2 separate regions of the Homo sapiens genome follow, and region 2 is linked to region 1. The links are chromatin loops, found by intact Hi-C in ENCODE. Cell type or tissue: endothelial cell of umbilical vein. All regions are shown on one strand. Links, peaks and the distances in the headings refer to the core of each region. The heading gives the core; the rest is flanking DNA. Region 1 overlaps PLAC1 (placenta enriched 1). Region 2 has its middle 35 kb from the start of PLAC1.

Region 1 (7,707 bases), core at 2,732-5,231:
TGGCCTGGCATTTAGAGTGAGTTCTGAATAAAGAGAAGGGAGCCACCTTTCAGGCTGAAGGGAACGTGTGTGAAAGCACTTTTGGGATTCAGGCTCTTGAAGTCGCTGGTCAGGCAGGAGGCTCCCTGAAATCTGCTCCACTTTTTGCTCCTCACTGTGCAAACCAAAGTGCTCTAGGCTTTGTGGTTGCTCAGGGCACAGAGGACCAGATGGGTTCCAGAGACCAGCCTGAAAGTTCCCCAGTGAGGATGCATGGTGATAGCCTGCGAGTTTCAGCCAGTTGGATGAGGTGAGCTTCCAAAATATTCTTAAACCCTACAGCCTCCGAGACCCATTTCCCAGTGATTTCCATTCCTGGTCATCACTTTCTTTCTGCAGGGGACACTTGCCTGTGGAAAAGCAGTGCCTCGCCTTGGTTAGGGTTAAAGATTGAGGCAGTGCTGGCCTTCAGGAAAAGTGCAAGCAGCAATGGAGAGAGAGCAAAAACTGAAGCCAAGGAAGCAGCCCCTGCCAACAACTTCCGTTCTTTCCCTTTCCTTCGGCATGGCTGCCCAAGGAGCCCCCAGTGACTGTTCATGGTGATCTGTTTGTTTCACAATTGACAAAGAAGGAGGGAGCCCTTTCTGACATTTTTGCCCAGAGGACCCAGATTTCTCAGTTTGAAACTGCCAAATACGCAACTTTGGGTGGATATTTGGCTGAATCACTTTGAAGGGCTTGTCAGTGCCTAAAATGGAAATTGTTAGAAAGCAGAGGAGGGTGGTTGCCAGCAACCATGAAATGGTAATGACCAAATCATTTATTTTTGCAATGAAATGTCATCCCCTAACACTACAAAGGCAGGTTTTTTCTAGCTTAGAAGTACTGACTACCTATAAAAATCTTCAAAAGTGATTCTGTGTGCCATGCACATGTACACATATACCCCATTTCTCTCACCCTCTGCCTTCCCTCCTAAACCAAGCTTCTTCCATGTTCCTGGAGCCCAGCTGCAACCTGGGATGAATTAAGATATTGGCTGATTATGAAAGGTAATCAGGCTTCAGCTATCATATAAAATGAAGGGGAGTTCATTTGGTTATTTGTAAGATGGTATGTGGCTGACTTTCTATGTGGGAAAGTCAGTAGGCTGTAATAGATCATGCCCCAAAATACGATGTGGATCTTTTAAAGATCTGTTTGAGTCTAGCTGTAGTTGCACCTAGGAGACATGATACTTAATAAGGTTTCTCCTATCTATCTATCTATCTATCTATCTATCTATCTATCTATCTATCATTTATCTGTCATCTATCTATCTGCTTCATTAGCAGGCAAATTAGGCAAGATCTCCCATTGTGTACTTTGTATTTTTAAATGCTGACACCTTTTTTCTGAGTTTAGGAGGAAGATACTGGAAAATACATTGTGGGTTGACACTGGGGAATGCAAGAGGATCTTTCTTTGAAAACAGCCATTAAGATACTATTCCCCTGGGCCAATTCCTGGGCAGTTTTAACCACATACAAAGCCCCAGGTTCTTCTTCTAGCTTTTCTATATTGACTCCTGTGTTAAGATCAGTGAAAATTTATACTATCATATAATTTATTTTAAAGTAATACTTTACAAGCCTTTGGCTTGAAAATATTTCAGTAACATCTGCACATTCAATACTGAAAAGTAAGATGGCTCCATTCTGCTCTCATTATAGTAGGCTTTGAGAGGTATCTTTTCTTTGTATCACAGTCATTAGTCCAGTGGTTGATCAGCTTCTTTTTCAACAGAAGTGGCTTTTTCCAAAGTCCTTTGTGATTGTTGATGTGGGATCTATTCTGAAAGCAGGTTTGCTGTTAAGGAAGGTTATAGGAACATTACCGTTTAGCCATGGACCTTGATCATCTGAATGTGGTAGCTGGGTGTTATCTCAGTGCATTTGAAGCTCATGCTTATGGAATCCCTGTTATGCAAGGGGTTGGGGAAGCCCACTGGAAAAAGTGGCTCCAGTGTGGATGAATCCGTCCTTCAGATTCCTTTGTAGGGTTGGCTTAAAGGGCAATTATAAATTAGTCTGTGTCATTTCTGTCCATTTCCCAACCTTTTAAGAGCTCTCCTGGCCCTCGATCTGCATGTATCTAATACCACTTTCTCAGCCTCAGTTTCCTAATATGTAACACGAAGGACTTGGACTAGACAAGCTACAAGTTCTCCCCAAACTCTGACACTTGATAAATCTAATGCACTTATCAGCAGAGAGGAATGTGGCTATTTTCCAACTCTTTCTTTAGTTTGGGGAAACTAATTTTATATAATGTTCTTTCCCTGTGTTTCCCTTTTAAAAGGAAAACATGACCCATTTCCGGTGTTGTAAAGTCAACACTTTGCAGCTCTGCACGAGGAAGCTTCTTTCTATGTAGAAGGGGCACAGAATGCCACGGGAACCAGGGCAGGAACCAACACCTGACAAGAGATGCAGGCACATGCGGCATGTGGGGCGGGCTGTCCCTCACAGGAGCCAGAATCATCAGTACTAGCCTCAGTCCTCCCATGCAGCTGGCCCCACTCAGAAGCATAATGGTGTGGAGCAGAGATCCCTGAGCTAGCATTCCTGGATTAGAGTGCTTACTAGCTGTTTACCTCCAGTGAGTTAATTAACCTTTCTGTGCCTCAGGTTCCTAATCTGTAAAATACGAATAATAATCACACTACTGCAGAGTACAGTTGCAAGGATTAGATAAGATCACGTGGGCATGTAAAGTGCTTAGAACAACGTGTAGCACACACATATTAAGTGCTCGGCAAATGTTAACTATTTGTCCATTGGGCTCAAATGTCCAAGTATGGATCCAGGAGTTGAAAGGTTGGATTCCACAGGGCCATCCTCCCTCTTGTGTCCAAGACTCTTTGTGGTCTAGGACAACTTTTGTGAGAACAACTTGTATCTGCTCTGGAATAGATGACTTTCCCTTTTCTATAGAGCTACTGTCCAACTAGCCCAGCCTTAGTGTCCCTGGGTTCACAAGTCAGTGATAATGACCAAAAATATGAAAAACTATCTGACGAGAGGGAAAGTGTGCTCATTGAGACCCCAGCAATAAGCAATTGTCTGCCATTGCAGAGGATTTAACAGAGCTCAGACGTGAAGGCTCTTGTAGTTGACAAAGGATCTTTAGAAAAGAATGTTCCCTGAGGGTGCTCCATGTCTACAGAGGCCCAAACAAGAGAAAACAGATTGTGGTTAGACCCAGGGAAGACATTTTTACCACACACAGATAAAATGCTGGGCCACATTCCCAAAACAGGTTATGTAGTGTCTTCCCCTGGTAAATTGGGAAAAGAGTGGCTGGCCATCTGTCCTAGATTGTTTCATAGACCACCAGAGCAGGAAGAACCCTTAGAGGTCATCATATCCAAACCTCTATTTTAAGGATTGAGAATGCTAATACACAGAGGGAGGAGATAATTGCCCTATAGTCATATAGCAAATTATTAGCAGGACCAGGATTTAAATCTTAGGCCAACACAGCTTGCCACTGCACCTTAGTTATCTCTTAAGGCACTCAAAGTGCTGTCCCTTCTAGTTCTGGAATGCTCCATGGTATCAATGTACTAAAAAAGTAACTGAGGCCCACCCAGAAGGACTCGAAGGTGTTGAGCAGTATCCAAATTGCAATTCCTCTAGTTTACCCATCCGATTTTGGAGCTCCAGCTGTCAAAGTGTTTCAGCCAAGCCTCCTCATTCAACTAACTGGTCTTAACTTACCATTTGAAAGCAGCTGTGGTTAAAGCAGAGCTTGCTGACTCAGCCCATGTAGTAAGGATGACTAAACACAAGAATTTCCTGTGGAGGGGGGAGGAGGGGGATGGAAAATATCTTTCAAATGCATTTGTTTCAGGGAACCCTTCTGATCAGTCAGGAGGTAGCCCACCGTGGGCCCATGAGGAAAAGCAGCAGGCTGTCCCCGCTCAGCACCAAGGCAGGATTTGCAGATGTTTCCTTTCTTTTTTCTAAACAACATTGTGGCTGTCTCGGCACCATTTTGGTCTGGCCAGCATTTGCACAGAGCTTCATCTGCCAACTGATACAGCCCAAAGCCAAGCGGAGCAGATGCCTTCCCTGACTGGAGGGGCCTTTCACATTCCTCTGCTCAGAGCCCAGGGGTGAATTGGGGCTGATCTGCTTTATCTCAAGACAGTTTCAATTCTGAGCCCACCTTGAACTCAAAAGAGAGGATCACTTATGCTGACCGATCAGAAAATATTGTGGGCTGGCTTCCATCTCCAGGATGCACCTTGGGGAGTTTGCAATCTGGAGTAACGTTATCATTTTCAGGTCTGAGTACCACACGGCCATTGGACAACTTCAGGAAACAAACATTGACCTTCAGTTGGGTTGCTCACCAGCTTAAAGCAGTAATCCAGTGAACCCAAAATTTGGGTAAATATTTTAAGACTGTTGGCTGGAAAAGAGTCTGCCTTGCTCAATTAGAAAGTGGAAGACACCTGGTGCATTTGGGGGTGACAGATTTTATTTACAACTTGCAAAATAGAAAAGGGCAGCAGGGAAAAAGAGAGAGTGAACATACTCAGCCATATTCTGAAAGCCATATACAACTCAAACAGTTCAGTCATTGAGGATTCAAGTCCAAGAGGCCTGCCTCACCCTCATGCTCACAAGGAGAAAACAGGACTAACTGCCTCCGAGGTCTCAAACAAGACCGAGGATTTTCTTTTCTTTTTTTTTTTTTTTTTTTTTTTTTTTTTGAGACAGAGCCTGCTCTGTTGCCCGGGCTGGAGTGCAGTGGCACGATCTCGGCTCGCGGCAACCTCCACCTCCCGGGTTCAAGCGATTCTCCTGCCTCAGCCTCTCAAGTAGCTGGGATCACAGTTGCGCACCACCACACCTGGCTAATTTTTGTAGTTTTAGTAGAGATGGGATTTCACCATGTTGGCCAGGCTGGTCTTGAACTCCAGACCTTAAGTGATCCGCCAGACTCAGCCTCCCAAAGTGCTGGGATTACAGGCATGAGCCACTGCGCCTGGCCAAGGATCTATTTTTCATAAGCAAGTAAAAATTTCTTCATCTAATGGGGGAAATGTTCTGGAACAGGCAATGTGGAGTAATGGAAAACAAACTGGTCTGGCAAGAGGAGAGGGGAGAAGGAAGGAGGGAGTGTCCCAGTTCCCTTGGGTGTGAAGGGTGACCCAAGAAGTGTAAGCTTTGAAGTGTTATCTTACTTTTCTAAGCCTGTTTCTGATTCAGTAAATACTTTAGCTACACATAGTGCCTAGTAATAATGTTTTCTGAATAAGTGAGAGTGAGAGAGAAAAAGAAAGCAATGAATATATGAATGAATATGTCAAGAAAGTGAATTAATATATGACAGAATGGTAAGGATTTGCGTAGTTCATGGAGTTGGTTTGAAGCTTAAATGAAATAATGGTTATGAGTTCTCATTTTCTAACACTACGCTTAATACATTATCTGTATACTCACTATCTTATTTGAATCTTTCGAGGCTCCTGTGAGATAGGCAGGGTAAGGACTGTCACCTGTCTGATAGAGGGAATTGAGTATCGGAGAGGTGGAGAGGCAATAGATGATGGAACTAGGGGCTCCGCATGCAGTGCTCCTTCTAACGTACCACACAACCTCTTACTTTCAGATGAAAAAGGTTTTTAAAGAAGAAAGTTCTATAGGACCACCACATAGGATCTATGACTTACAACTAAGCACCTTTTATATGAGGGCTTAAACACTGGAAGTGGGCTTAGAAGAAGAAATATCAGGCTAGGACTAACAATGCTATTGAAGATTATGGTAAGAACTTGTCAACTCAAAATACAAGAGGCCAGGGGGAAATGGTGTTGGAATGACTTGGGTTTGGATTATCTAATATTTTTGTAAAAGAACAATGGGACCTCTAGTTGGCAAGGAACTAACAGTTGCTATTTGAAATAACATGGGCCACTATAAGAAGGTTGACTGTAGACTCAAGTAAGTCAGCCAGTATCTACTTAGTTTGTCCCATCAGGTGTCTGGCCTTTCATGAAGCCATAAGCTGTTTAGCAGGAACAGACTTGTGGTCTGAGTCTTCTCCAGGTTTACATGGGTCTTAGAACCTTTGACTCATGATACTGAATGGTGCTGTTTAATAAAGTCATATAGTCTAGTCCCCATCCAGTAAAGCTATTCCTATCTGATGAGTCACTGTCCACCCTCCAGTGACAAAACAAATGAACAAACAAACAAACAAAAAACTTACTGCCTACTGTACCTATAGTTTCCAGCTTTCTGTTCTGGACAGTTATGATGGTCGTCTGTGCCATCATCATTTCTAATTGCATGGGGCACTAGGGAAATAGAGATATGTTCATTGTAAGTGTACCTCATGCAGGCAATTAGACATTGAAAACAAAATTTTCATAAAGCAAATCCTTATTTTTGTGCCCTAGATCGGCTTGTTATTTAAAGAAATCATTGATCTCTAGTTTATCATTTTCTAAAACACAGAATTAGGTTTTCTTTTTCTTTTCTTTTTTCTTTTTTTTTTTTTTGAGATGGAGTCTTGCTTTGTCACCCAGGCTCAAGTGCAGTGGCGCAATCTCAGCTCACTGCAACCTCCGCCTCCCAGGTTCAAACGCTTCTCCTGCCTCAGCCTCCCAAGTAGCTGGGATTACAGGCGCATGCCACCATGCCTGGCTAATTTTTGTATTTTCAGTGGAGATGGGGTTTCACCATGTTGGCCAGGCTGGTCTTGAACTCCTGACCTCGTGATCTGCTCACCTCGCCCTCCCAAAGTGCTGGGATTACAGGCATGAGCCACCGCGTCCAGCCAGAATTAGGTTTTCTTAATGCAGGAGTTTTAAACATGGGGTCTGTTGCTCTTGGACTAGCTATGGGAAGCTGGGTGAATTTTTCTGAAACTATGTGCAGAATTGTGTTTTTGCTTTTACATACTTTTCTGAGAGGATCTACAGCTTTCCTCAAATTCTCAAAAGGGTTAACACCCAAAAAGGTGAAGAAAAACTGGGTGAAAAAAATGGTGGAACTATAATTGTGTTTGTGAGTCCTAAAGTATGCAGCTTCAACTGCAATTTTTTAAGAAGGTGGCTTTGTCTCTGTCAATTGCATGGTCTGGTTCTCTTCCTTCTGCTGCCTCTGAAGGATAGGTACCCATGGGACATAGTGCCAAGCTTTGACTTTTTCTCTGTCGTATTTGCAGGGTATTAACCATGCTAATAGGAGTTGAATGGCAATTGTTGTAGACTAAAATAAGGTATTATTTGATAACATTTCTAATTCCTTGTCCTCAGTTGTCAACCCCAGAGTACAGCCTATAAGGCAGACATCTTTGTTGCATGACTTCAGCTTTAGAATCAGAGAGCTCTGTGACCTTGGGAAAGTCACTTAATCTCTCTGAGCCTCAGTTTTCATCTGGCAGATGGGAATAATAACAGGGTTGTTGTGAGGATTATAAGTGAGATGATGAGGCTGGGCATGGTGGCTCACGCCTGTAATCACAGCCCTTTGGGAGGCTGAGGTGGGCAGATCGCTGGAGCCCAGGAATTCAAGACCAGCCTAGGCAACATAACGAAAACACGTCTCTACTAAAATAAAAATAAAAATAAAAGATTAGCCAGGCATGGTGGTGCACACCTGTAGTCCCAGCAACTGAGGAAGCTAAGGTGGGAGGATTGCTTGAGCCTGGGAGGTTGAGGCTACAGTG
Region 2 (7,707 bases), core at 2,378-4,877, 71 kb before region 1:
TTTTTTTCTATTTTTAGTAGAGATGGGTTTTCACAGAGTTAGCCAGGATGGTCTCGATCTCCTGACCTCGTGATCCTCCCGCCTCGGCCTCCCAAAGTGCTGGGATTACAGGCGTGAGCCACCGCGCCCGGCCAAACAGACATTTTCAAAGCAGAACAACATAGAACAAGAAGCTGAGGGCCGCTTGCAAGCCTGACCTTGGGGAGAAGAGCCTGTGGAACACTTAGAGCACAGTAAATTTTGCAATCTAAATTCTTGATTCTCAGTTGTGTATTGATACAGGAGTTAATAAAGGAGCCAAGCTACGACTCCCAGATTGTGCTGTTTGGTATAGAAATGCCTAATTCCCTTTGGTGGTTGCAGTGGAAAATGAAGGCAGTCTTCTGTATGAAGAAGTCCCTGGTTTTCTATTTTTCTCTGAGGCTGTAAGAAAAACAAGTTGGATTATGTTTTTTGAATAATTGATTGGATATTCTTTGGGATTCCACGTATGTGTTTGCCTAATCTCTCTCTATCCTCCCCTCCACTCCCCCTCATTACCCACCCACTCCCCATCAACAGAAAAGACTTAGATTTCTCCAGTATGGGAGGTTAGTCTCCTGCTAGCATTTCTCCTGTACTGTACCATGCAAAATGAGTGCTCATTTCCTTCCTGGCCTTGAGTTACAAAAGTCCCTCTGCTATTGCCCAAGTCTTGGAAAGTGCAGGCTCCAGGAAAAGGGTGGTGGTAGATAGAGTTGCCAGATAAAATACAGGAAAGCCAGTTAAATCTGAATTTTGGATAACCAATGGATTTTTTTTGTATAAGTATATCCCAAATATTGCATGGGACATACTTATACCAAAAAAAGTCATTGTTTATCTGAAATTAAAATTTAACTGGATGTCTTTTTTTTTTCTAAATCTGGCAATCCTAGATGGAGAAAAAAAATCCCTCTTGTGATACAAGGGTTTTCTCAGTGCTTTTCATCTAAAACTTACCAGATGTTTCTTAGATGGCCTTTCAGTTTACAAAAGGGGAAAATAACTAACTGATTAAGTCAAGGTTAGACTGCGAATCAGTGCTAGGGCTGAAAATTTAAGTTTTCAAGTTTTCCAGCACATGATCTAATTCAGCAAACTTTTATCAATAATTTATTGGCTGTAAGGAAACAGGATTAGAATGATCACAAAGGTACATATTCCCATGAAAAGTAAATTTTTAAAAGATTCTAAAGGTGACAAGCATTAAGGTTTTACTTTCCTCCATGGTCATGACTGGGCTTAGCCTCTAAAGAAGTGTTTTTCACAGTGTAGTCTTTATTCTACCTGCATCAGTATCATCTGGAAAGCAGTCTGTAGATACAGACAGAAAGTGAAGGTAATGGGTCCTTTGAAAGTTTGAGTTCCTGGTCTTTGTCTTGTAGGCACCACAATCACTTCCTCCATTTCCACAGCCTTTAGTTCCACTAACAGCTTGTATCTGGAGGGTCTCAATGCTAGAGAGCTTTCTGGTTATTTTAGTTTTTGTTTCTGCCATTACATATTATAAAAGGTAATTTATTAAAAGGCAAAATTGAAGAGGGATTTGATATCCCCCCCAGCACAGCCAAATAAAGGCATCCAAAATAAGCATTAGATGTAAAAGAAAAAATGATTGACCTGGCCTCTATTAAATCACCAAATTTAACTGGATCTTGGAATCTGAAGAATTCTCTATCACCTATATCTCTTGCATTGGGGCCTTGCCATTCCACAAAATTTATTCTCTACTTTTCCTGGGCCTGACTCCAAGAGAACTAATCATATCTTAATAATTTGGTACAGAGTCACAGTGTAATTGCTCCAGGTCAGTATTGTATCCTATCAGACTGGAGTACAGAAATGATTATCAAACATTAAAAAGAATGAGGTCAAGAGGTACAACCTGACTTTCAAAACATCCTTAGGATGTATGTATAGCCAGAATGACTTTTTTAGTTGAGGAATTATGATGATCTCTAATAGGACAAAGCAAATGTATTCAGTCAGTCTGTCATTTCAGATTTATAGCAAACAATCTCACATTTGGTCAATTCCTCAATCGTATGCTAATAAAAATGATATAAATAGTTTGGTAACTCACCCTGTGGTACTAAAATGCAAGTAACCCAAGATGGGTTGGCTATGTTGTTCTCATCTCCCTTTATCACCAGAGACTTGATTCTTCTTAGCTGGCATTATATGCTGCCAGTTGATACTTGCCTAAATATTTCCTTCGTACTCAGAACATTATAGTTACTTTTTCAAGCTTCAAATATTTCCGACTAATTCTAGAAATACGTGAGGTATGCCTGAAACGCTGACAGCTGTAGCTTACACCCAAAATAGTCAGGCCTGCTCAAGGAGATGCATTGAGCAAACAGAACCAGGAGTTTGAAGGTGACAGCTGAACAGGCATCAATAGGAAATTGCCAGGTGCTCAGCTGATCCAGCTAGGGATGGGAACAGACAGATTCCATTTCTAGAAATAGCACAGAGGATGCCAACAGGTCATAGGATATAAGCTATTGCACAAATCTTCCCTTCCATCTTCTAGGGAGCTTGGAGGGTATCTTAGGAACCTTAAACTTGCTGAAAAAAATTAACATGTCTAATGAATAATTTTTGATATTGACTTGTTGAGCCCCTATTAGTTTCAAGTTACTTTCCTAGGCACTGTTAGGGGCAGGGATACAAAGAAGTTTAGACACAGGCTCTACTCACACAGAGTTTTCACACCAGTTGAGGAAACAAGACCCATATGGCAAAGTCCTGTCTTATAAGGGGTTAGATTCTTGATGAGAAAAAAAAATCATTTATAGACAAAACGCACCTCGAAAATTCCTTTGAGAGGTTCAATATTAGAGACAGACATACCATTTTTCAATAAGTCAAACACAGTTGTTTTTTTTCCCCTACAACCTTGTACCAGATCACTTTTTCTTTAATTGAGAACCAAGCCAATTGGCTTGCACTTAGAGGCTGTGTTGAATTTTTTAAAGCGCACATATTTAAGCATGAGAATCTCACCATGAGAAACCCACAGGAACTGACACCATCTGAAGGAACATCAGATTCACGTCTCTCAACTCAATTTAACTCCAGGGCAAAACTTGTTGAGTAGAATAATAGTTAGGATTGCCCACATAATTTTCAATTGCTTACATGATCTTGCTCTCTGTCTCTCTCTCTCTCTCTCTCAATTTCTTCTGTATATCAGCCAACTCATATAAGAATGGTGTACTTGTGATGTGCCTCTCCATACCCACGTAACAAGACAGGAGAAGCTATGCGAAGGCGAGCTTCACCACTTACTGACTGTATGACGTTGGCCCAGTGAACCCTCTGAGCCTTCATTTCCTCACTAATAAAATAAGGATAATAATTGCATCTTCCTTGCAGGATTGTTCTGTGGATTAAATGCAGTGATATTTGCAAAATGCTTAGTCTAATGCCTGGTAGCATAAAAGCCTCAATATTAACTATTACAGCAAGTGGTTTATATGTGATGTGTCAAATGAAAGAGACATGCCTTATGTGTTATAACGTACATAACTGAGTAGTGTATTGGCAGGGAGGGGTTCATGGGTGAGATCACTTTTGAACTTGGTGAGATATGGGTAATACTGGAGAGCTGGAGGCAGGAAGGGAGTGATGGTGGAAGCAGGGAGAAAGCCAAGACATGGATGAGTCAGGATGTCTAGAGACCTGAAATACATGGGGGTGGGCAGTAAAGCCTGTGGAAGGGAATAATAAAATATGCTGTTGGAGGAGGAAGCCAGGGCCATGTGATTGAAGGCCTTGAATGCCAGGATGTGGTGCTGGAAGCAGTGAAGAATTGTTTGAGATTTTTTACTCAAGGGTGATGGGATGATAAAACAGTTAGTATACTTTCAAATTCAGCTCATCTGTCAAATCCAGCTTACAGCCACTTCCCCCTACTGCATCTCACTCTTCCTTTTCCAAACATTGTTGACACCGATTGCTCCCCTTCCCCCTAATAATTTTGCCCTTAATCTACCACCTTATCTCAAGGCTAAATGTTTTCTCTGAGTTGTGCGTGTGGGGGGAGAGAGAGAGAAATATTTTTCTCCAAAGATAGGGTCCTGCCTTTCACTTCCTCTGTCTGCCACACAGAGTTTAGCACATTGTGGACTCTGAAGGAATAATTTATGAGTTAACTCAATGATTGATTATGGGCATGCCTAATTGGAGCACCAAAAGCAACGTGTCCCTTAGACAGGATGAGTACTGGCTCTGTGAGGAATGTAGTAAAACGAAAGGTGGACAGGGTTATAGGTCATAGGCTCATTCCTGAAGCCCCAGAATCAAGTTTTTTGAACATTTTCCTAAATGTCTTTGCCTAAAGACATTTGTTAACCAGGAATCTGCCAAGCCAAACAAAGGCTGGCTGGCTGGCTGGCTGGGCTAACTAGTGTCCTTACCAGGAAATGCAGGAAATGGAGGACTGTCCAGAAGGAGATGCCCCAAATGCAGCCCTGTGGGGAAGACCAGCTTCCTCAGAGCCCAGAGAAGGAAGAGAAACAGCCTCTATCTTTAATCACAGCTATTCAAGAAACAGGCTCTGCTGAGAGCAGCAGTCTCTAGGGGGGAAAAGGACAGTCTTTGCAAAGGAAACTTTTTTTCTAACCTGAGGTCAAGACCAAGTAGTTAAACTTTGAAGGGACTGGGAAGGATAGCCTGGGTATGTAATGAATGGAAAGAGCCTATTACACCCTGGTTCAGAAGAACCACAACTCCATGCCTGTCACCATCCGTCTTCCCAAATGCTCATCAAATGAAATAACCCATCTGTGACAAATCTTCATTTGTCCAATGTGGAAGTGCAAAGCTTTTCTAATATACATCTGCATGTTATCCTGGTTTGCAAAAGCCTCCAAGCACATCAACAAAAGAAGCTGCTTGAAATGGATTCTGGTTAGGACTTGTCCCTTGCTCATGTTCAAAGTGATGTCGTTGCTGACAATTCAGAACTCTCCCACTTGCCACCTTCTCCAGGCTCCCAGGCTGTTTTCTGAATTCCCAGAAGAAACTGTTTCCATGGCTCAAAATGACCCCTTCTTAGGCCTCTACCAATCAGAGTCTCATCCCTCAGTGCCCCCCATCTCATCTAGCTGCTAGAGAGAACGCATTCTTATTTAACTAATGCACACTAAGGTGTAAGTGAGGTCATACACGAACTAGCCAGGTGTGTTTACATTTCCAGAAGGGCCGTCCTAAGGAACAGAATTCTAAACAGTCAAATTTCCAGAGTTATTTCGGCATGTTGTGTGATGAGACAAGCCTTATTGGGCCAACTCAAATATACCACATGGGTAACCGCCTCAGCCACGTCTGATGCCGTTCCTTTCTCTTGGAATATTCTGGCCTCTCCTGCTTCTCTCTCCAAATCTTATTTTTCCTTCAAGGCTCAGCTCAAGTCTTACCCATGAAGCTTGCCCAGAGCACACCTGGCTTGAATTCCTGCCCTGCTCGGAAGTCATTGCTCCTCATTTGTTCCATCTGGGTTGGTTTGGTTTCCTCGAACAGATCCTGAGCTCTGTGAGAGCAGGAATCATGTTTTAAACTTCTTGCCACTCTTCCACAACTCCTGGCATGATGCTGGCCTCAGAGGATATGTACAAGAAATTTTTATAGTAACAGCCATAGCTTCTCCACATGTATCAGATTTGAGTCACAGCAGCCCTGTAAGGTAGGTGGTATTACCCCCATTTTACAGAGGAACTTGTGAAAAAAAAAAAAAGAAAAAAGAAACACTGCTCAAAAGAAAGAAGTTAAAGTCTTGTCTCCTTTCTATTTCTGGAGATTCTCAATATATCAGTCAATATGATATATACATATATATATATATATATATATATATATATATATATATATATATATTTTTTTTTTTTTTTTTTTTTTTTTTTTTTTTTTTGAGACGGAATCTTGCTCTGTCGCCCAGGCTGGAGTGCAGTGGCGCGATTTCGGCTCACTGCAATCTCCGCCTCCCGGATTCAAGCAAGTCTCCTCCCTCAGCCTCCTGAATAGCTGGGACTAAAGGTGTGTGCCACCATTGCCACCATGCCCAGCTAATTTTTTGTATTTTTAGTAGAGACGGGGTTTCACCATGTTAGCCAGGATGGTTTCGGATCTCCTGACCTCGTGATCCACCCGCCTCAGCCTCCCAAAGTGCTGGGATTACAGGTATGAGCCATCAATATGATATTTTTGAGTGTGACCTCTGTGCCCTGCACTATTGGAAATATAAAAAAGGTGTAGACCTGGAGCCCTGTCTTCAAGTCAGCCATGGAACAGTGACTTCCAAACCTGGTTGATCACCAAAAATACCTCAGGAGCTTGTTAACACAGAGACTTCCAGGTCATCCCCAGAGATTCTGACTCAGCAGGTCTGGGATATTGTCTTGGTATTTTCTCAAAGCCACCTGAGGGATTCTAATAATCAGCCATGTTTGAAAACCACTGCCCCAGTGATCCATATCTTCTCATATATGTGAACAAGTCAGGTGTTTCTGGAAGAGTGGGAGGCACAGTACTCTTGGGACTGGGAACACACAAACTTCATATTTTAATTATATGTTTATTTTAGTGTGTATTAGAAAGACCATAACCATTCCACAAAACTATGATTTCCCAGATATGATACTTTTCTTTCATTAAAAGTGTATTTAATTCTGACACATGCTACAACATGGATGAACCTTGAGGACATTATGCTAAGTGAAATATACCAGACACAAAATACTGAAGGATCTCACTCATATGAGATACCTAGAGTAGTCAAATTTATAGAGACAGTAGAGTGGTGGTTGTCAGGGGCTGCAGGGAGGGAGAAATGGGGAGTTAGTGTTTATGAAGACAGAGTTTCAGTTGGGGAAAATAAAAAGAGTTCTGGAGATAGATGGTGGTGATGGTTGCACAACATTGTGATGTACCAAATGCCACTGAATTGTACACTTAAAATGTTTAAAATGGTAAATTTTATGTTATGTATATTTTACCACAATAAAATGTACTTTAAAAAGCAAGATAGAGAAGTTTAAAGTTGGTAAAAGTAGAGACGGACTGCAGATATGGCAATCAGGAAAGTGCTGTGCAAGTGACTGGTGTTTGAGAAATGATTGTAGTTTGACTCCCTCATTTTACTTAGGAGGGCACCAAGGCTCAGAGAAGGGCAGGGACTTGCCCAACATCACACATTGAGTCAGTGGCAGGGCCAGTACTGATATCCAGGTCTCCCAACTCTGTCAGTATTTTCAAATTTATATCATCTGATTCATTGCTCAAATATCACGGTGTCGGCAACAGACACAGGAGACACCCGTGGGTGCTAGAGAAGTTGGGGAGGGCTTGATGGAGGAAGTAGGACTTGATGAAGGCCCTTAAAGATGGAAGGATTTGTAAGTCAGAGGAGATGAAAACGGGCATGAACACAAAACTCTATCAGCAAAAATGAATTTGGTTTCTGGTTTGTATGGAGATAGTGAAAATGGAACCCTAACTGGAGCAGTTATGTTTTGAAGTAATAGAAGCCTCTCGAACAATACATTAATTTGGACTTGATATAGTAAACAATAGGCAGCCCTTGTAGAATTTTGAGCACAGGCGTGACATGGTGAAAGCAGGCTTGTAGAAAGGTTAATCTAGCAGTGACCAACAGGATGCATATAATGAAACCAGACCAGT

Evidence for each region. Hi-C counts contacts between places; a loop is a spot of excess contacts. Peaks named below come from ENCODE experiments on the same cell type or tissue, not always from the same donor. Only the 100,000 strongest peaks of a DNase experiment are listed, where the experiment ranks them.
Region 2: it touches region 1 in a loop (3-fold over the local background); 1 of 110 quality-filtered maps calls a loop at or near these places.

The regions. Positions count from the first base shown.
Region 1 is chrX:134,618,479-134,626,185 of GRCh38, reverse strand. All of the region lies in intron 1 of PLAC1 (placenta enriched 1), which reads left to right. Among named protein-coding and RNA genes, the nearest start is that of PLAC1, 36 kb to the left of the region's middle. In endothelial cell of umbilical vein, for the core only: no CTCF peak of the experiment used is centred there; a DNase peak (open chromatin) is centred at 3,865; H3K27ac peaks cover 2,022 bases.
Region 2 is chrX:134,689,173-134,696,879 of GRCh38, reverse strand. It overlaps a transcript of PLAC1 not described here. Among named protein-coding and RNA genes, the nearest start is that of PLAC1, 35 kb to the right of the region's middle. In endothelial cell of umbilical vein, for the core only: no CTCF peak of the experiment used is centred there; a DNase peak (open chromatin) is centred at 3,709; H3K27ac peaks cover 1,497 bases.